Regions from separate parts of the Mus musculus genome. Here all the other regions are linked to region 1. A link is a loop called in an ENCODE intact Hi-C map of the cell type or tissue named here. Cell type or tissue: left cerebral cortex. All regions are shown on one strand.

Region 1 (4,000 bases):
AGAACAGGATCCTCCCTCAACTATCACAAAACACAGGGAAGGATACTGTCCGAAACACTCACAACAGACAAGGTTCAGCCATACTCAGTGTCAACAAGACCAAGGCTGAGAAACCATCACCCTAGCAAATGGCACTCTCTCTACACTTGAATTTGCTTAGCTGTGAAGAGAGGATGGCATAAGGAGCTTTGGTCCACGCATATGAACATCACCCCAAGGACTGTAGGCAGGGGCATGGCCTGGGGAGAGAATATGTGACAAGGAGGTGATAGTGTGGTGTCATTTCTCCAGATGTGTTATCTACAGCAGTCTACACAACTGCCCAAATGTGGCTGGTGCCTTATATAGGATCTCACTCTGTGGCTCATGCCAGCCTTTAACCCCCTCTGCAGTTTATGCCAGCTTCGAATTTGTGGCAATTCCCCTGCCTCAGCCTCCCAAATGCTGGGATTAGAGGTGAGGGCCACTCCAAATTCATCAAGTAGATTATTTCTAATCTAATTTTAAAAGGGATATATTCAAATTATATTTCTGTGTGCTGTTGGCCTATATGACCTCTCGGGGGAGCCAAACACCTTCTCTTGACTGTGTGGGAAAACAATCATGACTGTTGTTAGAGAAGGAGATAGAGACAGGGAGGGTGAGGCTTGGTGGAGGCTCTGCTGGGGGAAAGGACTTCAGCATGTGAATGTGGGGAACAGAGTTCAACTTCTCACTTCCACTGAGCAGTCTGTCTTCTGATGCTTCAGAGAGGGACAGACAGCTCAGGAAGCCACTGCCACACACAGGCTCAGGCTGATTAGCCGTTGGATAGCAGAGTTCTGCCTGCTGCTAATGCTCATCAAGGTCCTCTTTTTGTCCCCAGGGAACAGCAGGGGAAGAAGGCAGCCCAGGGCCAGCTGGTCCACGGGGAGATCCTGGTGCTCCTGGTCTCCCAGGGCCACCAGGAAAGGGCAAGGATGGGGAGCCGGTAAGTGGTGGGCTGACATGCTTTGAGCTTTTGGAAGCCAGGCTGACAGGGGAGAAGAGAACAGAGCAAAAGCAAAGACTTATTTTAGAAAGCAAGCCCTAGGTGATGCACAAGATGTCTCTTGGCCCAGGGACATAGTCCTGTCGTCAATCAGCGTGCTTAAAAATAACAAGAAAGTAGAAAACTTTCAGTGTTTCCTAACTCATGAATTACTGCTGAAATCTGTGACTTAATCCTTTCAGCCTGTGGTTGACCACAGGAAACTGGATCCCTGGCAGGGCAAAACTGCAAATGGGCACACAGGGTAGCTGTACACTAAGCCAGCTCGTAGCACACGGGGTTCTGGCTGCAGGCTCAGGATCCAAGGGAAACAAACAAGTTTCAGAGTACCCAGTGGTGGTTGTGGCACACACACACACACACACACACACACACACACACACACACACACACAGAGAGAGAGAGAGAGAGAGAGAGAGAGAGAGAGAGAGAGAGAGAGAGAGGATTCTTGGTCCACACTGAGCTCCTCCAGCCAAAAATAGACTTACATTTCAAGTGTGTGTATGAGTGCCTTTACTAGGCCAAGCTCATCAGCTAGAAATGGAGTCCCTATCCAGAGTGTGATAAAGAAGGAGACTAGGTTTAGGGGTCATGGGGTCAAGTGAGCCTGGCTTTGAAGCTTGATCTTGCTGCTTCCTTTTGGGTGGCCTTAGCATGGAGACCAGAAGTAGAAAAACACAATAAGGAACAGTGACACTTGTGTTTGTCCAAATAAGGTCAGGAGGTGGCAGAGTCGGGAATCACACCCAGGACCTATGATGGAATGTACTCACATTGCTCTCCAACTACTGCTCCAGCAGAGGGCAGCAACCTGGTATGTGTTGAGTGGTTCAGCTCTCATGGATCTATGTTGTTCATTTCAACAGGGACTACGTGGACCACCTGGGTTACCTGGTCCCTTAGGAATCAAGGTGAGTGCTTGTCTAAGCAAATTGGAGATGGTACCTGTGACCACTTAGAGGGTATGTACTTTTTTGTTTTTATTTTTTTGTTTTTTTTTTTTTTGGTTGTAAGCATCTCTGGTTACCTCAACCCCTCCCACATTTTTTCATACAGGAATTCTTGAGATGGTGATGTACTACCCACAGCAGTAACACTGATTAAATTATTAGAAAAGTACTGTTTTTCACCCGGCCTAGCCAAGGGCTAAGTCTTCTCTTGGGGTGTGTGTGTGTTGGGGTGGGGTCCTGGTCTAGTCAGGGATAGCAATATTATCCTGGTATTTCTCTGTCTTTCCCCAAAGCCTTGGCATACATGATGAGTAGGGATAGAGAGGGAAGATGATGTTAGGAAAATGTTTGGGGCCAGCACTGGAAATTGGTTATTATGTCCAGCCACCAAATTCTAGTGATGTTCATGACAAGAAGGCCGGAGAATATCAACTTAGTTGCATACCCAAGAGGAAGAAGAAAATGGATGAACACCAGCCAAACTCTCCCTCAATTCACCAGCTACTACAGTTCTAAAAAGGCAATATCCCCTTGAGTCAGCAGGGGAAAACCCAAAGCTCTCCCTACACAGAATCCCACTTCATTTACTCAAGTTTACCTGAATGGCCAGTACCTTATTATTTTAATTGTGGCACATCTACAGGGTAGACTGTAGGACATAATACTGTTAGTGGTACATTCCTTGGCCTCTTTCAGCTCTCGAATCAGGGGACAATTGGATGAGGAAACGGCAAAGTAGGCAGGTAGTTGAGAAGGGGATGAGAGGGCTGAGGGGGGTCAGGAAGGCTCTTATCCTGCTTTGGTGGCTTCTTGAAGACTGAGCTACTTGTCCTCATTTGAAATTGCATGCAGCCATAATGTGGGATAAAGAAAGTGTTATTGTAGGCCTTGGTGAGGGGCTGCAGGGGACACTAAGACATGGGAAGCAGCAAATTCAACTGTAGCCACACCCATATACAGTGAGAGTTAGGATGCCAACTCAGATACATGGAGTTGAGAGGATGTGGGCCAGAGTCACTCATTGATCTTAGGATTGGGGCTCGGACATTTAATAAGATATGCATATTTAAATATTCATAAGTATCTTATTATAAAATCACTTCTTACCACTTGTGCCTATTCATAAAAACAATTTCCTTAAAATGTCCTTCTTGCCAGTGGTGACACATGCCTATAATCCCAACCTTGAGAGGAAGAGCTAGAGATAGGAAGATTTATTTATTTTTTTTAAGTTTGAGGCTAGACTGGGGTCATGAGGTTGGATCTAGGCCAGTTCAGGCTACAGAGTAAGGGTCTCTTGAACAAAAACAGCTTAAAAACATGAAGAACATATTCTTTTGTATCTTCTACTTCTAATGGTCTTGTCATCCAGCAAGTCACCCTGAAACTGCTAGCTCTTTCTGAAGCACACTACCGCCCATCCCAGATGGCCATCTTAGGTTATCAGATATGTTGCAGTGATTTGGGAGTTTTATTCCCAGCTTTAGAGTCCAACCACCTGATGGGAGACCATTCCCCCGTTTGTTTCTTTTACATTGTAGTTGTACCTTCGGGATCTCAGTGGCATGAGTACAGAGTGAACTGAATTTAAAATCCTATGTGAAAGTCTCAGCAAACAAATATCTAGCATAAGTTAGTTTGAGGTTCTTCCATAGATGTTGACAGTAGCAAAGCAGAGATCTCAGCTTTATCATTTTCTCCCTATTTAAGCAGGCGTTCTCTGTAACCATTCTAAACCTACAGTAAGTGGAATTGTAGTATATGCTAATTGGCTTGCAGTGTGGTAATTTGATCGCATTACCCATGATCAAAGATTTTCCTCAGTGGGAGAATGATTTATATGGTAGGAGTAAATGCATGCCAACTCTATATTTGCTGAATGGGGGAGGGGAAGGAAGCATTGTATAAGGGAGGCTCTCTGTCATTAGTGAGCCCTGTCCAGATTCATTTACAATATCCAAGTACTCTGACCCTTCCCTCTTGAGAGCCTTCAGGACCCGGAGGACACTGATTACCTTTT
Region 2 (4,000 bases), 410 kb after region 1:
AGCATATATCTGTGAGGAATCTTCTCATCTCCATCCATTCTATGATATGGCGAAAGGGTGCATAAATAGGACATCTAACGTCATTCCCAACCAGGTAGTTTCTAACGTGTCTCCCTTGAGTCAGCATCAGGTCCCACAGGTTAAATGCTCAGTCTTTCTCTCCTTCAGAGAAGTAGTTTCTGGAACTATCCTAATTTGACCAACAACTATGAGATAGAAATTTATAATCATACATTTTCAAGTTAGATGATCACATTTAATGGCTTATAAAGTTCAGGAAACACTTTTCTAAACATCACCAGTCTATTATAAGAATAGTACAAAGGGCATGTATGAATGGCTAGATGAAGGATGCATAGGTCAAGGTTGGAAAAGTAGGCTTAGAGTGGAGCTTCTTTTAGTTGAGCTAGGCCAACTCTAGGGGTACATTCACTCTTTTTGGGAGCTCTCCAGTCCCCATGTTTGAAGTTTCTATGCATTAGAAGCAGATCTGGGATCCCAAGGAAGTTGTCACATGGTCCAACTTATTCTAGCATGGCAAAACTTTCCACTTCCGAGGGAGGGAGGGTTCATATCCATAACACATCAAGCAGGGAAGCACATGCAGTAGGGCCCCATTGCTTTTTTCTCCTTATGTGAATGGGCCGTCCTTTTCACTGAGTGGTTAGAACTTGATCTCAATTTTACAGGGCTGCATAAGTCAAACCAGAATGCTGGCAGGCAAAGTACAGTTCTGTGGAGACCATGAAACCATGAATGCAGATTTTGATTCCAAGAAGTGCTGGCCCTGGCAGAATTTGAAATTCTGCCAAATCACTTCTTCACAATTTTAAATGAAATCTGTTTCATGTAGCCCTTTGATAGAAAAGACAGTACTAATTTCCCACACTTGGAAATGCCAGTAAAGAAACATGATTGATTAGTTCCTGGGCATTGGTAATCCATTCTACCTCCAACACTTCTCCCTCTCTTGATATCTAGGAACAGCATCCGTTTCCGAGCCATCAGCTGATTTTCCTGGCAGCATCCTCTAGCGTGTATCTGGCTAGGGACCAGTACAAGATCACATCATGTGTTAGTTTAGGAAAGATTTAATAAGAAAAGTCCCACAGGCTGTGAGTTTGCAGGGACTTGAGGTGCTACTCACCAGGAACTCAAGACTGAAACGCACCTGTGATCTACAGGGGAAACCTGAGTTGGAAAACCTGACAGTGGTTTTATCCACAGTTACAGCAGTGAGGTTCCCAGGGCAACCTCTTCACAGCATCCAGAGGACAGTAAAGGAAGTGCTCACACACATTCAGAGTAACAGGTGGATACAAAGATGTGGTCCCTCCTTAAAGTTTCTGAGCCACTTGAAGCCATTGGATGAGATTACTAAACCCGACAAGGGGCAGTGGCAGCCTCCACTTGATAGTAGTGAATGCTGTGACCCTAGTCCCTGGGACACTTTCATATTTGACAATTTGTCACCTCTGGTGACTGCAGTGATTTATGTGAGAGATTTGAAGGACAAAGCTGTCAATAACTTTATCAGCCATATTTCCCAAGAGACCTACTATTCACCCCAGCCCTTGCAGCAGAGTTCAGACTCTGTGGGAAGGCTTTCTTGATTTTACAGCTTTTTATTCTCTGATAATCTCATATGTGTATATAATTAATGGTATTTATTTTAACTCTCTACTACCCTCTTTCATGTCTCTGGCTGAAACCCTTCTTTTCAAATTCCCCTTCTACTTTCATTCCCTGTTTGTATATGTGTGTGTGTTTGTGGATTTGTGTGTCCCATTGAATTCCTTAGTTCTCCTGATGCTACAGGAATTTTCTAACCACGTTTTCTTGTAGAATCTTATTGTGTAAGAAATGCTGAGAGGTAATAGGGTGCAAGGTACTAAGGGTGAAGAGGGTGGTCTTATTCTGCTCTTTACCCTTGCTCTTAATGGATGGACTGGCCTGAGGATTGAATGGTAGATATACTGCTGGGTCCAAATCACAGAGCTGGAATTTGATTAGAGATGAGACAGTGCCACCTCCTGGTAAGTGGTGAGCATCAGCGAACGTGCTCATCTCAAGCACTGCTACTGTGGATGAAGAGCTGCAAGGTTCCTATGACGATGGAACTCTAGCATCAGAGTGCTGTAGGGGTGTCTTTTACTTAGTGTGAGAAACTTACAAATTAAAACAACAACAATAAAAAAAATTGTCATATGATGGCCACTCAGATTTCCCCTCTTTACAATAAGGGAAGAGACCACCCAGCATTTGCAGCCCAGTGAGAAACTGCTTTGTTCTGAGATAAATAAGACTCTACCCACATGGCCAGTGCAAAGGTTGGGGAGGATGGGCAAAGGGTAGAAGGGCATGGAGGAGTGGAGGCCGTGGCTCTGTCTGGGAAGTTCAAGTGTCATCAAGGAACAGGGTAGAGGCTGTCAGACACCTGGGAGGGAAGAGTGCCTCCAGGCAAAGGTGAGAACAGTGTGAAGCACAGGTCACACATGCATGCTAACCTGTGCATATGTATCGACTAACTGCAGCAGGGACATCATGAGATGCAAATATAAATGATAGACTGGAAGTCTGGGTGGGGAGATGCTGAGAGTCCTCCCTGAATAAATCAATCAAGCAGCATAGTGTGCCTCTTACCAAGGCACTGACAGGTCTCCCAACACTCGGTGAATGGCACTGGAAAGTAAGTTTCCTCCTTAGGGCTGCCTTTGATTTTTAGCATAGCAATTTAAGATTTTTTCTAATTTATAAAAAATTGTCTTCATCCCCCATGAACTTTTGGGAACTATTCAACTATTTATTAGTTGTTCCCGGAACCACCCCCTTTCTATTGAGAAAAATGAAAATTAAGGGACTTAGCAAGAATGGGAAAGATGAGTTTTGTTTTGGTCAACTTTGTTGTCAGAGGGCAATCTTATCTGCTTTTCCTGTTAACCTAGAAAATTACCCTCATCAAGAGTAACTCAAAGGAAAAAGTGTTTATTTTGGCCCACATCGTCACAACAATAAAGCCTTGAAATCAAACAGAGGGCAATGAATGCTGGATATGAATTTCCTATATCTCTTTGCACATTCCAGGATCCTACACCCACATAATGGTGCTTCCCACAGTAGGTGGGCTGTCTTTCTACCTCCATTTACAAAATCAAGATAATTCCAGACAAGCATATACAGAGGCCAGTATCCCAGGTGATTTTAGAGCTCACCAAGTTGCCAATCAAAATTAGCCATCCTAGAGGGTCTGGAAATACCTTGCTTCAAGCTAGGAAGCAACATTAGATGGTTGATGGTCTGAAAGGATGCCCTGATTCAGATGGGCCAGATGAGACAGATGACTTCTCATGCCCCTGATATGGAGGAACTAACCTTGAGTTCAAGGAGACAGAGGTGATGGTAGTGCCTCAGAACTGCCTCTTCTTTCACAAACATGCAGGAATGCACATATGCATACACACACACACACACACACACACACACACACACCATTCCATTCACTTTCTGGCTTCCCACAATGTAGCTTACCTTGCAGCACAAAATAAGCAAGGAATAAACAAAAGGAGCAAAGGAGTGTTTGTGGTTCGAGTCCAGTTAGGCAAGGTTCTTGGTAGTGGTCAAGGGAGGTAGTTGAGCCTAGCTTCAGAGAATATAACTGTGCAAGCAGTGGGCCAAGATTGCTGGCTTACCAGCAGGTAAGGCCCATCCCTCACCTGCTGCAAAAAGCCATCCACACCTGTCAGGTGTAATTATACAGGGCCATGTGTTTTCAATGATAGGAAAGTCCTCCTGTGGCTTAATTAGAAACCTCTGTAACCTCAGATGAAGCTGTTTCTATAATCAACTACGGAGGGAATAATTTTCCTAAAGACTTACTTAATAAATATCTTTCTCTTTTCCCTCGTCTCCTCTTGTAGTTGAACTCAGAACTCATACTGTGCTTGCCAGTGCCACTCTGGTGGAGGAGGTGCTTGGAAGGCAGGATCAGAAGCCCAGAAAG
Region 3 (4,000 bases), 420 kb after region 1:
GCAGAATGGTGTTTATGTTATGGAGAATAACTATTGGCTTTTAAAAATTGACCTACAGAGAAACAAAAACTATATCTTTCTTCCTGAATTATATTAGCTTACATACTAATAAACATCAGAAATGCCATAATATCTTTAAAAAGCTACTTCATGTGGCTCTTAATTCAGTGGTATCAAAATGTTGACTCAGACGCTAAGTAATTTAAAAAGTTAAAGATGCTAGAGTATTCAATGAGTAAATTTAACTTTCTCCTCCAAAGCATTCATTTTAGATCTGTAGCCATTTCCTAGCTAGTCTTTCAGTTGTATAGCATTTATTATCTTCCAGTAACTGGCAGGTGTAACGTAGTTTACAATCCACTGCATCAATACTAGGACCCGGATCAGTCCTCTTCAAAGCCGACTACCACACTGGGTGATATCTTAGATGGATGGGAGGGCAGGAGATGGTCATTGCTCACATCTGCTAAAAACACTGTTAATGCTTTTTTTTTGGGGGGGGGGGGAGTTGAATGGTAAGATTCTGTTGAAAACTTCCGTTCCTGTTTGGTTTATTACCTCTCTGTGTGTTCCACAGGATACAGACTCACAGCCAGCTGTCCCTGGACATCCGGAACTCAGAGTACCTCACCAGCATGCCTCCATTGCCCGCAGAGTGCCTGGACATTGATGGTGACTGGAACACCCTGCCTGTTATCTTTGAAGACAGATATGTGGACTGCCCTGTCTCAGGTTTGTCTTTCTCTGTTGTTTTGAAAGAATTAGCCTTTTCATGTAAGTACTCACGCATTAACATTGTGCCATTAGAACTCTGGTGCTCACTCTTCACAACACTAGGAGTAGGGTGCTTTGTTTTGTTTTGTTTTGTTTTGTTTTGTTTTTTAATGAGATGAGTTATCATTAGTATCTATCTGGCCTCTTCTGGGTCAAAATGTTCCTGGTGTTAGTGTTTTTACCATAGGATAAGATACAGACAACTATAAAAAAAAATCAAAATAAAATTTTTTAAAAAAAACTGGTTTCCTTGAGGCTGTGTTTTTACCTATAGAATAAGACAGACAGACACAGACACATAGACACAGAGACATATACAGATACACACATACACACACACAATCTAGAACAATCAAAGGTGGCAATGATCTTTTGATATTTCTCGTGTATAGTTTTAACTACAGTCATTTCTGTGTTAGCTTTAATGCTACTGTGTAAGTGTCCCTTTTGTGGTGGTGATTATGGTTGGTCTATTGAGATGGGGTTTTGCTATATCATTCTAGCTGGCCACTCACTATATAATCCAAGAACCTGTTTAATGCCACAAGGCACATCAAGGACTTGAGAAAAGGGGCTGTGTAACTCATGAACAAATCAACTGCATCAGGGAATAAAAAAGAACAAGGTTGTACATATTGTTTGTGTACCAGTGTTCAGCATGGCTATACTGTTTGTCAGTGAACTCACAGGTCAACTGCAGAATGACCAGACACGAATAAAGCAATGTCCCCCTTTTTGTTTGCTCCTGCAACTTGACCATAGAAACCCAACAGCCATGAGCAGAAAATGTCAAGCCCCATGTTGGTAGTTTAATTAAATGGTTTATTTCTTTAATCCTTTAGATTCAAGGACTAAAGCTAGATCCAAGCTAATATATAGCTTCATAGAGGGAAGCTGAGGCATAGATAGAAATATGTTTGAAAGATTATGTGTCAATAAGCAACCAAACCTCAACTCCAGAGTCCAGGCTCTGCTTTGTTGTCTTCCTGAGGTCGTTGAAGCCAGGCCAGTTTGCTTGTTGCTGTTTATAATGGATCAAAATAGCTACATTCCAGAGACTCTGCAACTGGAGACTTGTAGTCTGGAATCTAGGTGACGCGTAGGGAGAGTCAGTTTGCAAACATGAATTTGGTTCCCAGTTCTACTCTGCCATCTAGCGTCAAGTAAGTGTATAACAAGTGCCATGTGTACTCAATTATACTAAACCTTCAACTCAACTGGTTGAATTTTAAGTGTGATTGTGTACGTGTGTGTGTGTGTGTGTGTGTGTGTGTGTGTGTGTGTGTGTGAGAGAGAGAGAGAGAGAGAGAGAGAGAGAGAGAGAGAGAGAGAGAGAGAGAGAGAGAGAATTTCTGTGTTTAAATGCTTATATTTTGAATAATGCATACCTCATATCATTTCCAGTAAAACTGAATAGTTGAAGATATTAAACATCAATGATAATAACCTCTGATATTTTCACTTAAAAATAGGATGAATATCATTTTCCAATCTTTTTCATTGCAGATATTGATGAATATCAGTCTTCATGTGGGTGATTCTATCGTGGTCTTTGATTTATTTTATAAATGAGATTCAGTTTTTTTTTTTTTCTGAGCCCATAACATCAGCTGAAAAAAATTGTTTTTCCCCCAGAGGGTTTTTGCCTTCTACTCATGTGATTCATCTGGGCCTTGAGTCTTAACAGGATGAAGATACGGAAGAGAATTTTTTTTTTTTTCTGGGGAAGTTTGCTCACCCAGGTTCTTGTAAGCCATCAATTGCTCAATTCATTTCTGGTGCTCTGATAATATACCCTGACAAAAACAACTGGGGAGGGGATTGCTTCAGATTACAATTATAGGCTAAAATACATCATGGTGAAAAAGTCAAAGTAGGAATTTTAAGAAGCCAGTCATATCATATCCACAGTCAAGACAAAGGAAATTGCATGCTGTACGCTTATTCCTTGCTAGCTCAGTTGCATCTCCATTTCTCCACTCACATACCCCAAAAACCCCTGCCTAGGCAATAATGTGCTGGGTTTCCTACATCAATTAACTTAATTAAAACAATCTTCCACAGACACACCCATAGGCCAACTCAATGTAGAAAATCTATCATTACGATTCTGTTCACAAGGGATTCTACGCTGTATCAAGTTGGCAGTTAATGCCAGTTGTCACACATAAGTAATATATTAGTTATCTTCTCTGTGTATTGTTGCTCATATTCTGTGGTCTGAATGTTGTAGAAATTATTTTATCTCAATATGGGGTTTTTAACCTCATTTTTAGATCATTTAGTTCCCAGATAAAGGACACACACAACTCACAACCATTATATTTACAATGAACCTTAAACAGTACAAGAGCTGGGTAGATACCTAGCTTCTATGTTGTTTGACTCTAATTTCCTATTGATAACCCTGAGTCATTACTCACTATGTTTCATCTGGACTGCTTTTAATTCCAATTGCCCTCAGGACCATGTTCTCTTGACAGCTTCTCCTTCCGCTTTCTGTATCTTCTTCTCCTCTGGTTCACCTCTGACCCCAAGGTGGAGAAACTTCAACCTCACCTGTCTCTTCTGCCCAGCTATTAGCTGTTGGCATCTTTATTCACCAATCAGAAATAGCTTGGGGCCAAGTTTGCAGACTCTCTTCTTTGGGACAAGCAGGTCCTGGGACCTGCACTTAGCTTTACAGTAGATAACAAAAGACCAAACCTCAACAGATGAGCTTTATAGTCTCAACGTTCTCGAAGAGTAAACATTTACTCTTGAATGTCTAGCTGTTTCCTCTGGATGATCCCAATAAATCCCTGACTTGATATGTTACTACTGTCTCATAAGCATTACTGGATTGTCCACTTAAAACTCAAACCTTTTCTTGACTGATTTGCTCTTTTACAAAGTATTTTGATGGTTCTTTAATCCAAGATAAAATATCTTGGTACAACCATTAACTAGTTCCATATCCTGCAACAGCGTGGTGGCCTAAATAGTTTTATGTTGCTAGCAGGTTATCAAACACATTCTTAGTACACCCTTTCAGTGTAGCATCAAATGGGGTGTACATGAGAATGGTTTCCATCCACACTATCTGTGTGCACTTGTGGTTAGTGCCAAGGCAGGAATCTGTGCTGTATCAGAAATTGTAGTTGCTTTCCTGGGAGGCTTATCCTGATGCAAGATAACTGAGTTGGTCATACTGTCTAGATTTAAATATTTTTCCCAAGAATAGTGT
Region 4 (4,000 bases), 160 kb after region 1:
AAGGGGACAGCAGTAGGCTTGATGATGTATCTGATTAGAATGTATGTCATATTACCTGTGCACACACACACTATGTAATTATTTTTCTTTGGTTCCGAAGTTTAAAAGTTTCACAAAGGTTAAACATGGTGATACTAGTCTGCAGTGCAGTCCTCTGGAGATAGAAGTAAGAAGATCAAGAGTTCAAGATCAGTCTTGGCAGCATAGGAAGTCTGAGGGCAGGATGGATTAGATGAGATCCGCTCTCTCCCACCATAAAAGTGTTTTACATATAGTGCTTTGTCTTATTCCCACTCCAAACTTGGCATTCAGTTCTCTCTCAGCCTCACTTGCCTTAGCTATTTCTCCTAGTTTCTTATCTAGCTCCCCACACCCAGTGCATTTCTATGCCAATACAATACAAGAAAATATACATTTTCCTGGGTGTTTTCTCCTTGATCCACGAGAGCTACTCTGTTTGAAACGTTATTCTGTACTTTGTTTTCATCACATAACATATCATGGAACTTTCCCGTCTAGATTCTTGAAACATGTTTGTTCCAATGCAGGGGAACAATAATCCCAGCATACTACTCTGCTAGGGATCAGGAAGTCCAAGCGAAAGCGGTAAGAGGCTTGCTTTGACTTTCCAAAGTAAGGTTACGTAGAACTGAAATGCAAATACACGTCATCGGATTTTAATCATATTTCAAGGGCAAATATTTGCAAAAGAACAACACTCATCTTCCCTGATGGAGAAGCAAATAATCCTTTATTCGTCATTCTCCCAGTATTTACTGGGATTCGCATTGTTCCGGGCTTGGCTGGATGCTGTGAAGAGGATCAGCAAAGCAGATGGGTCATTTGCTCTGGTCTCTGTGCCAACAGCACCTTCAGAACTTGACATTCACTGCCACAGTAGCCAAGTAGGCAATCTTCTTCCCATGATGACCAACCCTTCCCCTTGCTTAAGTGCCTTCTGTGTCCCACTGTGTTCAAAGTCAACTTTGTCTTGGCTCCTCCAGTCCAAGCTCTTGTCTCACCTTCCCTAGTGCCCTCCGTTCTAGTCACTCTGGGTGTTCCCTGTGGATAAAAGGACAAAATAAAATCAAACGGTCCTGTTTATCTAGTTTGGGGCGGGGGTGGGGTGGGGGTGCCTGCCCCTTTCATGTGGGAATATTCTTCCCCATTCATTACCATCACCTCTGGCTATACTTGCACCTTCTTCCAAGTGTCTTTCCTTCACCCCATGTGAACTACTGCAGCCTAGTCTAATAGACAGAACACTCAGCTTCCAAATTCTAGCACTGGTTCCACTTTTAAGGCTGCTCTGTCACCTGTAACAAGTAGGACACAAGAACTTCTTGACACTGTCATAGTGAGATGATGTATTCCCAAGCAAACTGCCCGCTGAAGAATGGCTAGTAGATGTGAGTTGCCTTATGTTTTCTCATTGTTGTCATTTTTTTCCCATGGATCAAGTTGGCATACCTCTGAACCCTTAGTGTTTAGCATGAAGAACATCTGTAAATGATGAATGGGCTGTTGCTCAATGACCATTGCACATTTAGTAGTGGTAGTATGGGTCACTTCCAGCTTTCAGACTACTTATTTATTTAGGTGTGTACTTGTTGCATCACCAACTTCTCCCAAGTTTAATACCTCTCTCCCCTGGGGTCTGAAAGAAACCTTTCCTTCTAACTGCATCGCTATCTTGGCTCTGGAGGACAATCTCCGCGCGGAGACTGAGCATGCTCCTGGCCAGGTTGGGCTGGTTGAGGACAGACTTCTTTGGCCCAGCATCTTGCGCCCTCCACAGGCCGGGCGGGCTGGCAGGAGAGCCTATGAGCGGGCGGGGTTTGGCCGCAGGGCAGCCTGGCGCGCCTAGACTCTTCTGGCGGACAGAGGTGGGGGACGCTAGCGGCGCCTCCCAGCTAGTCGCGCAATCTACCGCGGTGCACCGAGGCTGCAGGGGCAGAGCTGAGCGGCAGGGAGGGCTTTCTAGGCCTTGAGCGCGCTCTCTGTGTTGTTGTAGTCTGGCCTTAGGTTCTGGCGTGGGAAGGAGAGCAAGGGCGCTGGAGGAGAGACCCAGCCACGGCCCAAGTAGAGGCTCCCAGTCTTCTCCTAGGCGGGGGAAGAATTCCCTTAACCACATTCACAACCTTGCCTCGGGCACCTTAGCTCGGGCTGCCAGGAGGCCGCGGTGGCCGGGCAGCTGTTGCACCAAGAGGGGGCAGCTGCGGAGTTCCATAACCATAGCAACCGCATCAGCACCACGGCGGCAGTGGCGGCGGCGGCGGCGGTGAGGGCAGCATCCGCTTGCTCCTCCTCCAGTCAGCCTCTCGGTAGAGACCTGAGACAGCTCGCAGGTGCCGCCACCGACTCCTTGGTCCGCCCACAGTCGCTGCCGGTGTTGGCTGCTGGAGAAGGAGACCAGAAGAGAGCGGGACCAGAGCTGGAACAGGGCCCTAGGAGGTGAGAGAGAGAGCCCTGCAGTGGGAGACAGGTAGGTGAGAACGCTGTGGGGGTCACCAGCTGTAAAACTCTTTCTGTGGCAGTGACGTTTCTGGAAGCGTGGTTGCTAGTTGGATGGCTTTCTATTACTGAGTAGAGATTCTTCCGCGATTTTTTTAAAAAATATATCTTTCTCTATTTTCCCCTCAGATATCTCTGCCCTCTGATCTTGCCCCACTTCTGGGCAAAGCTTAGAGACAAGAAGGACCATTAAATGTGATTGTGTGAATGTGGTGGTCCTAAGGGGCTTATTTAGACCTGTTCAGGTCCTCTGAGCCACTGAACCCAGGACAGGCTCAAAAGAAGACCTTGTGGAGGTGGAGGGGCTATGGTCTCTGTTCTATGTGGGGCAAAGCTGACTCAGAGACCATCTCTTTGGAGGGTGGAGAGCACCGTAGTTCATCTGTGGCATGGAAAGGGGCTATAACACACAGTAGCTCTTTATATGTATAGCAGTCTTTAAAAAACAACCACTGCAGGGGGTGTTTAGACCAGGTAGTAGTAACTCTTAAGGTTTGGGGTATGCCCAGAGTTTACTATTCTATAGATAAGATGTTTTGGTCATTGGGGGATTGGATGTTAACAGAAATAAAATTTTAACCAGAATGGAGATAAGAACACCACCCCCATTCTCTTCACCTACTTTTTCCTCCCTCTCTGATGCCAGCAAAACAAACACTGTATGGTGTTAGAGACACCCTCTGTCTGGCCCTTGGCTACTAAAGAACTATCCTACTTTCAGACAGATGGGGAAGAGAACTCCACTTCAATCCCTCATATAATCTAGGAGGGCAATCTTTTCCACTGGGCTCCAAAGCTCTTAATGTTAAATTTGTTTTAAACCCTGGGTGCACCTGATGTATGACGGACTGTTATCTGCATCTTTGGGCTATAGTGAGGGCTGGAGATTGGCACATGATTTAATCCAGTTCTGCTGGGAGAAGAACACCAGAAGACCCGAGGAGAGGGAGGTGCGTTAGCTGAGTAATTTGATTCAAAAGCTTTTCATAGACTTTAGCAGATTTCTGAAGAATTTCCAGGATGGATAGCCACTGCCTGTGAAAGGATTCTCCTTTTATATCTTAGCCCCAGGGGACTGTGGTAAGTCCCAGTTAAAAGGGTATGTTCTTTAATTGGGCTTTTAATTTATGATGTAGTTATGTTACCCAAGAGGATGTGATCTAGCCAGCATTTCATCTGGGGATTTATACCACAGCGAGGACAATATATTATAGCAAAATGCTATACTGTAGTGTAGAGGAAAGAGGGCAAGATTCTGGAGTCAGAAACAAACAGGTCTGAACTCTGGTTTCATCATACCTGTTGTATGACCTTGAATTGCTCCTGTCTTGTTGGGATGTTTTTTTCTCTATAGAATGTGATTCTAGCAACCCTTAGAGTTTGCTAAGCTCTCATAACAATAAAATTTAATGGCAGAGGATGCAAATGTGGTGGGATTTTAAAGTCTTATGTATGACTAATGCAATTTTAAGAAAGTCATTTTCTA
Region 5 (4,000 bases), 87 kb after region 1:
AAACTGTGCTGAGTCGGGACTCGGGTGTGGGATGTACACCTGGCAGAGCCTGCATTATTCATCTTGTTTTCATTTCCATCAGCCCAGCAACACTGAATTTTGGCATTGCATAATTTTTTCATACATTCAAGATTTTATTACTTGACAGTTTTGAGAAATTATGCTAGGAAGACTGAACCTGTCTCTCACTCCCCTTCTTGTTTTCTCTCCATCTCCCTTGTTCAAGTTACAGGGGCCATGCAAATGTTTTCTTTTTCCCCCACCCAGTTTGGAACCGACTGAGTGACATATCATTTAATCTCCAGGCAATGGATATTAAATGCCAGCTTTAAAATCCAGCCAAATGGTTTTGAGCTAAAATGGCCACTAGCTGTCTGGCTCTTTGGCTGGGTAACCTATCTGAGCATTAGAGCTCCTCTTCAAGTGGAAGAGCCTGCTCCAGGTAGCACAGTGGCAAGCATGTCAGAAAGCAGACATGAAGCAAAGATGGAGGACCAGACTTAAACTTCCAATCCTGTGGACCACTTCCTCCTGGTGGGTGGACTTGTGGGGTCATTTTGGTGATCTTAAGCTAGGGAATCAGATGAACCTAACAATTCCTCTTTTGATCTGGCATATCCTTATAACAGTTTATCCATCTATTCCCTGTGGTATTTCTTCTGTCTAAAGGGGAGGGGAGGGGTTGGTTAAATTTGTGTGTTCCTGACTATCTGTATTCATCCGTAGAACAAATTACACACAATACATGTCCATAGGAAATGTACTTTATAGACTACATTGAGCTGTGGCAGAATACTGACCAAGTGTAACAGAACAGTGAAGGCGAGGAGCTGGAGAGGAACTGCTTTGTGATTAAGAGCTCCTGCTGCTCTTGGAGAGGGCCAGGGTTCAGTTCCCAGCACCAACATGACTGCTTACAACTGCAGTTCCAGGTTATCCTAGGCTCTCTCCTTCCCTTCTCTGGTTTCGAGGTACATATGTGGTATACACGCAAATATGTAGGCAAAACATTCATACACATACAATATAAATCACTAAGTATACAACTCCCCAAAACATCACACACACACACACACACACACACACACACACACACACGTTATATCCAGGAGATACTTTGGAAATAATGTAGTAAAATATATTAATTACTAGTAAAATAATTTGAAAGAGAGATTTCAGTGTCTTTGGCTGGGACTCTTCTTTCTGTCCTTAACATGCCAATACCAGAGGTATTGTTAAGAGGTAGAGGTAACATTGGCGATAGAATTGGTATTAGCTGTGGTAGTCATACTAGTGGTAGAAGTAATAGTATTGACCATGGTATTATTGATAGTGTCAGTCCCAGTTAAGTCAAACCTGGAAGCCCTTAACTCAGATATGGTCCAAATATCCCTCCAGAGAAATGATCCCTCCTTGCGCCCCCCTTTCTTTCTTCCCTTGACACCGTATGTCATATATGTGTCAATATTTTCTTTTTATTGTTAGGATGGTATTTGTCATCTGCCTCTTTTGGAGTGTTCTTTGTACTGTTCCATTGTCTTACTAGATGACAGTATTCCTTAGATCAGAGCTGAGTCTCATCACTGTATGTTACCACATCCCTTATTAGGATGAATTCATTTATTTATCAACCTAATCTCTTCTTCATGAAGGTTTAGATAAGAAGCTTTGAGTGCACAGGCATGTACACCAATAATCATGTCATACATGTAGACTGATAATGTGTGTGAGTTGTGGGTATGTGAATTTGGTTACCCATGGTTTAGCAAATGTGTACCTGTGTACTTTGTATTTGCTTCTATGTGTGTGAATGTGTAAATGTATATGTAACTGGATCAATAGGTGCTTGGGTGTTTGTGTATGTATAAAGGTGTGTATATGAGAATATGTTCAGAAGAAAACATTTGCTTCTTTTGTGTTTTCATATATTCTGAGTCTGAAAATATGCTTGAGGGTGTGTGTATGCATGTGAGGGGCAGGTAATTATATAAGGAGTATGTGTGAACAGCCTGGTGTGTGTGTACTGTTTCAATGATATTGGGCTGTATCAGTGACACATGGTATCCTGTGGTTTGAGACTCTCTGTCTCTGCCCTCACCAAGACTCTCCACCACTCAAGATGCATATTCTTCCCATCAGGTGAAAGAGGAGCCAAAGGTGACCCTGGCACACCTGGAGTTGGTCTCCGAGGAGAGATGGGTCCTCCTGGAATACCAGGTATGAAGGATCAGGGTCTCAGCCTGGGTGAACATCAACCATGGAGGCAGGGGCACACAGTGGTACCCTCGCTTGTGGGAAGAGAGGAGGACCTGGGCCACTCTAAGGAGAAAAAGAGAACTAGTTGTTTAATGGAATATTTCTCAAGTCCCATGAGGCATACCTTCTAAGTTGAAAGTCCCAATGACTTATTTACTATTCCAAAATGACCAGAATAAAGTACATTGATGATATAAAGGTATGATAAATATTTGGGACGATTCAGAAGCAAGTTTCTCCAATTTGTTCATTGCATATTGTACTCATATCCCCCTTAAAAAATCTCATTGTAGGGCGGAATATTTGGCTCAGAGATTAGGAGCACTATCCGCCTTTTGTAGAGCAACTGGTTTAATTCCCTGGCAGGTCACAAACTTCAGGGATTTAATATCTTTTTCTGGTATCCACCAATACTGCAAGTACATGGTGCATGTACATAAATGAAAGCAAAAGAGAATATACATGAAACATAACTAAATAAGTACTCATTAAATACACATCATGCCCCAGAAATATACAGAATTATTATGTTCCAATTAAAACTAATAAATGACTAAATATTGTGAGAAATCATCATGGGGAAAGAGAGATTGTTGTATTCTAAATGAGTCTGGGCATGTTGGAGATGCACCTCTCCTTAGGACTTTCCTTCTATACTTTAATTCATGGTAATTGGTTAGAACCCCACAGGCAGAGCGACAGCCATCTTCTTAAATCCCATACTAATTCATTAGTATTTCTCAGAATAGGCCCAGGGAGCCTTAGCCAAAGGTTTAGCTAAAGGCCAGCCCTCCTGGAGCTGAGAGGTGGCAGGGTCTTGGGACTTTTACTTCTGAAACTTAGAAATAACTAGGGAAATGGTAGCCAGTTGACCACTGTGCCTTGTGGCTGTACTGAAAGAGGTCCTGAGGGTAGCAGCTGTCACACTGGAAAGGGGAGAGTTACAAGACTCTCAGCTCTAGATTGTCAAATTTTACCTCACCATCGAGTGTGTGTGTGTGTGTGTGTGTGTGTGTGTGTGTGTGTGTGGTGTGTGTGTTTAAGTATGTGTATGTATTTGGGGAGCAGTGCTAGAAATTGAACTTAGGGCCACATGCATACTCTACCCTCAATCCTGAGGATTTTACCTTTTAATTTTAACTCCTAAATTTTATGCTTACTTTGTATCATTTATGAAATCTGACCTATATGTAATTTAACTTTAGTTTTTTCCTGCCAGGATTTCTCAAATTTGCTACAGTTAGATATGTTTTCTATTAGAGGTGATGATGTTACATGAATATTGTTTATATCTTGCTGATTTTCAAATATAATATAATATAAATACTACTCTGAAATAGGAGAAGTTATAGAATGGCAGAGTGTAGTCCATCTAGAACAGAGTGTGTGCGTAGACTATCTGGCAGATTACACCTGGCAAGGTTGAATCAGAGACCAATGGCAGTACATCTCAGTGGAAGAGATGCTTAACATAGATGAACCAAGAGTTTCCTTTAAGCAGGGCTGTGCACTAAGTAACCCTTGTCAGAATATCAGCAGAGTTCCAAAGTTCTGAAGATACTCACAGTGGAAAGGTTCACTTTTTGTTTTCGTTCTAAGAAATATTTTGACATCATGCTAAGATGTGAGGGAGAGTTTGACTTTGGAGAGCATGGTAGCCAAGTTGGCTACCACACCTAGTACAACGCTTCCCAGTTGTTCAGGCAAAAGAAGAAGCTAGATGAGTTACACATGATACTTGGTA

Evidence for each region. A loop is a pair of places that touch in the nucleus more often than their neighbours do. Peaks named below come from ENCODE experiments on the same cell type or tissue, not always from the same donor. Only the 100,000 strongest peaks of a DNase experiment are listed, where the experiment ranks them.
Region 2: a loop joins it to region 1, with 8 times the contacts of the local background. A loop is called at or near these places in 25 of 42 quality-filtered maps.
Region 3: a loop joins it to region 1, with 8 times the contacts of the local background. A loop is called at or near these places in 25 of 42 quality-filtered maps.
Region 4: a loop joins it to region 1, with 5 times the contacts of the local background. A loop is called at or near these places in 6 of 42 quality-filtered maps.
Region 5: it touches region 1 in a loop (2.1-fold over the local background); 2 of 42 quality-filtered maps call a loop at or near these places.

What each region holds. Positions count from the first base shown.
Region 1 is chr15:71,887,458-71,891,457 of GRCm38, reverse strand. It overlaps Col22a1 (collagen, type XXII, alpha 1), which reads left to right. Exons shown (of 64, transcript NM_027174.1): 38 at 866-970; 39 at 1,897-1,941. Among named protein-coding and RNA genes, the nearest start is that of Col22a1, 140 kb to the left of the region's middle. In left cerebral cortex, CTCF peaks have their summits at 556 and 1,830 (motif pointing right); DNase peaks (open chromatin) are centred at 584 and 1,829; H3K27ac peaks cover 227 bases.
Region 2 is chr15:71,481,517-71,485,516 of GRCm38, reverse strand. All of the region lies in intron 9 of Fam135b (family with sequence similarity 135, member B), which reads left to right. Among named protein-coding and RNA genes, the nearest start is that of Fam135b, 240 kb to the left of the region's middle. In left cerebral cortex, a CTCF peak has its summit at 2,040 (motif pointing left); DNase peaks (open chromatin) are centred at 1,075, 1,339 and 2,032.
Region 3 is chr15:71,468,239-71,472,238 of GRCm38, reverse strand. Fam135b (family with sequence similarity 135, member B) reads left to right here. Exons shown (of 20, transcript NM_177819.3): 12 at 578-732. Among named protein-coding and RNA genes, the nearest start is that of Fam135b, 260 kb to the left of the region's middle. In left cerebral cortex, a CTCF peak has its summit at 1,924; a DNase peak (open chromatin) is centred at 1,910.
Region 4 is chr15:71,726,154-71,730,153 of GRCm38, reverse strand. It overlaps Fam135b (family with sequence similarity 135, member B), which reads left to right and starts at 2,316. Exons shown (of 20, transcript NM_177819.3): 1 at 2,316-2,485. In left cerebral cortex, a CTCF peak has its summit at 1,824 (motif pointing left); DNase peaks (open chromatin) are centred at 1,858, 2,305, 3,240 and 3,370; H3K4me3 peaks cover 2,530 bases; H3K27ac peaks cover 2,557 bases.
Region 5 is chr15:71,800,094-71,804,093 of GRCm38, reverse strand. It overlaps Col22a1 (collagen, type XXII, alpha 1), which reads left to right. Exons shown (of 64, transcript NM_027174.1): 63 at 2,140-2,217. Among named protein-coding and RNA genes, the nearest start is that of Fam135b, 74 kb to the right of the region's middle. In left cerebral cortex, no CTCF peak of the experiment used is centred here; no DNase peak of the experiment used is centred here.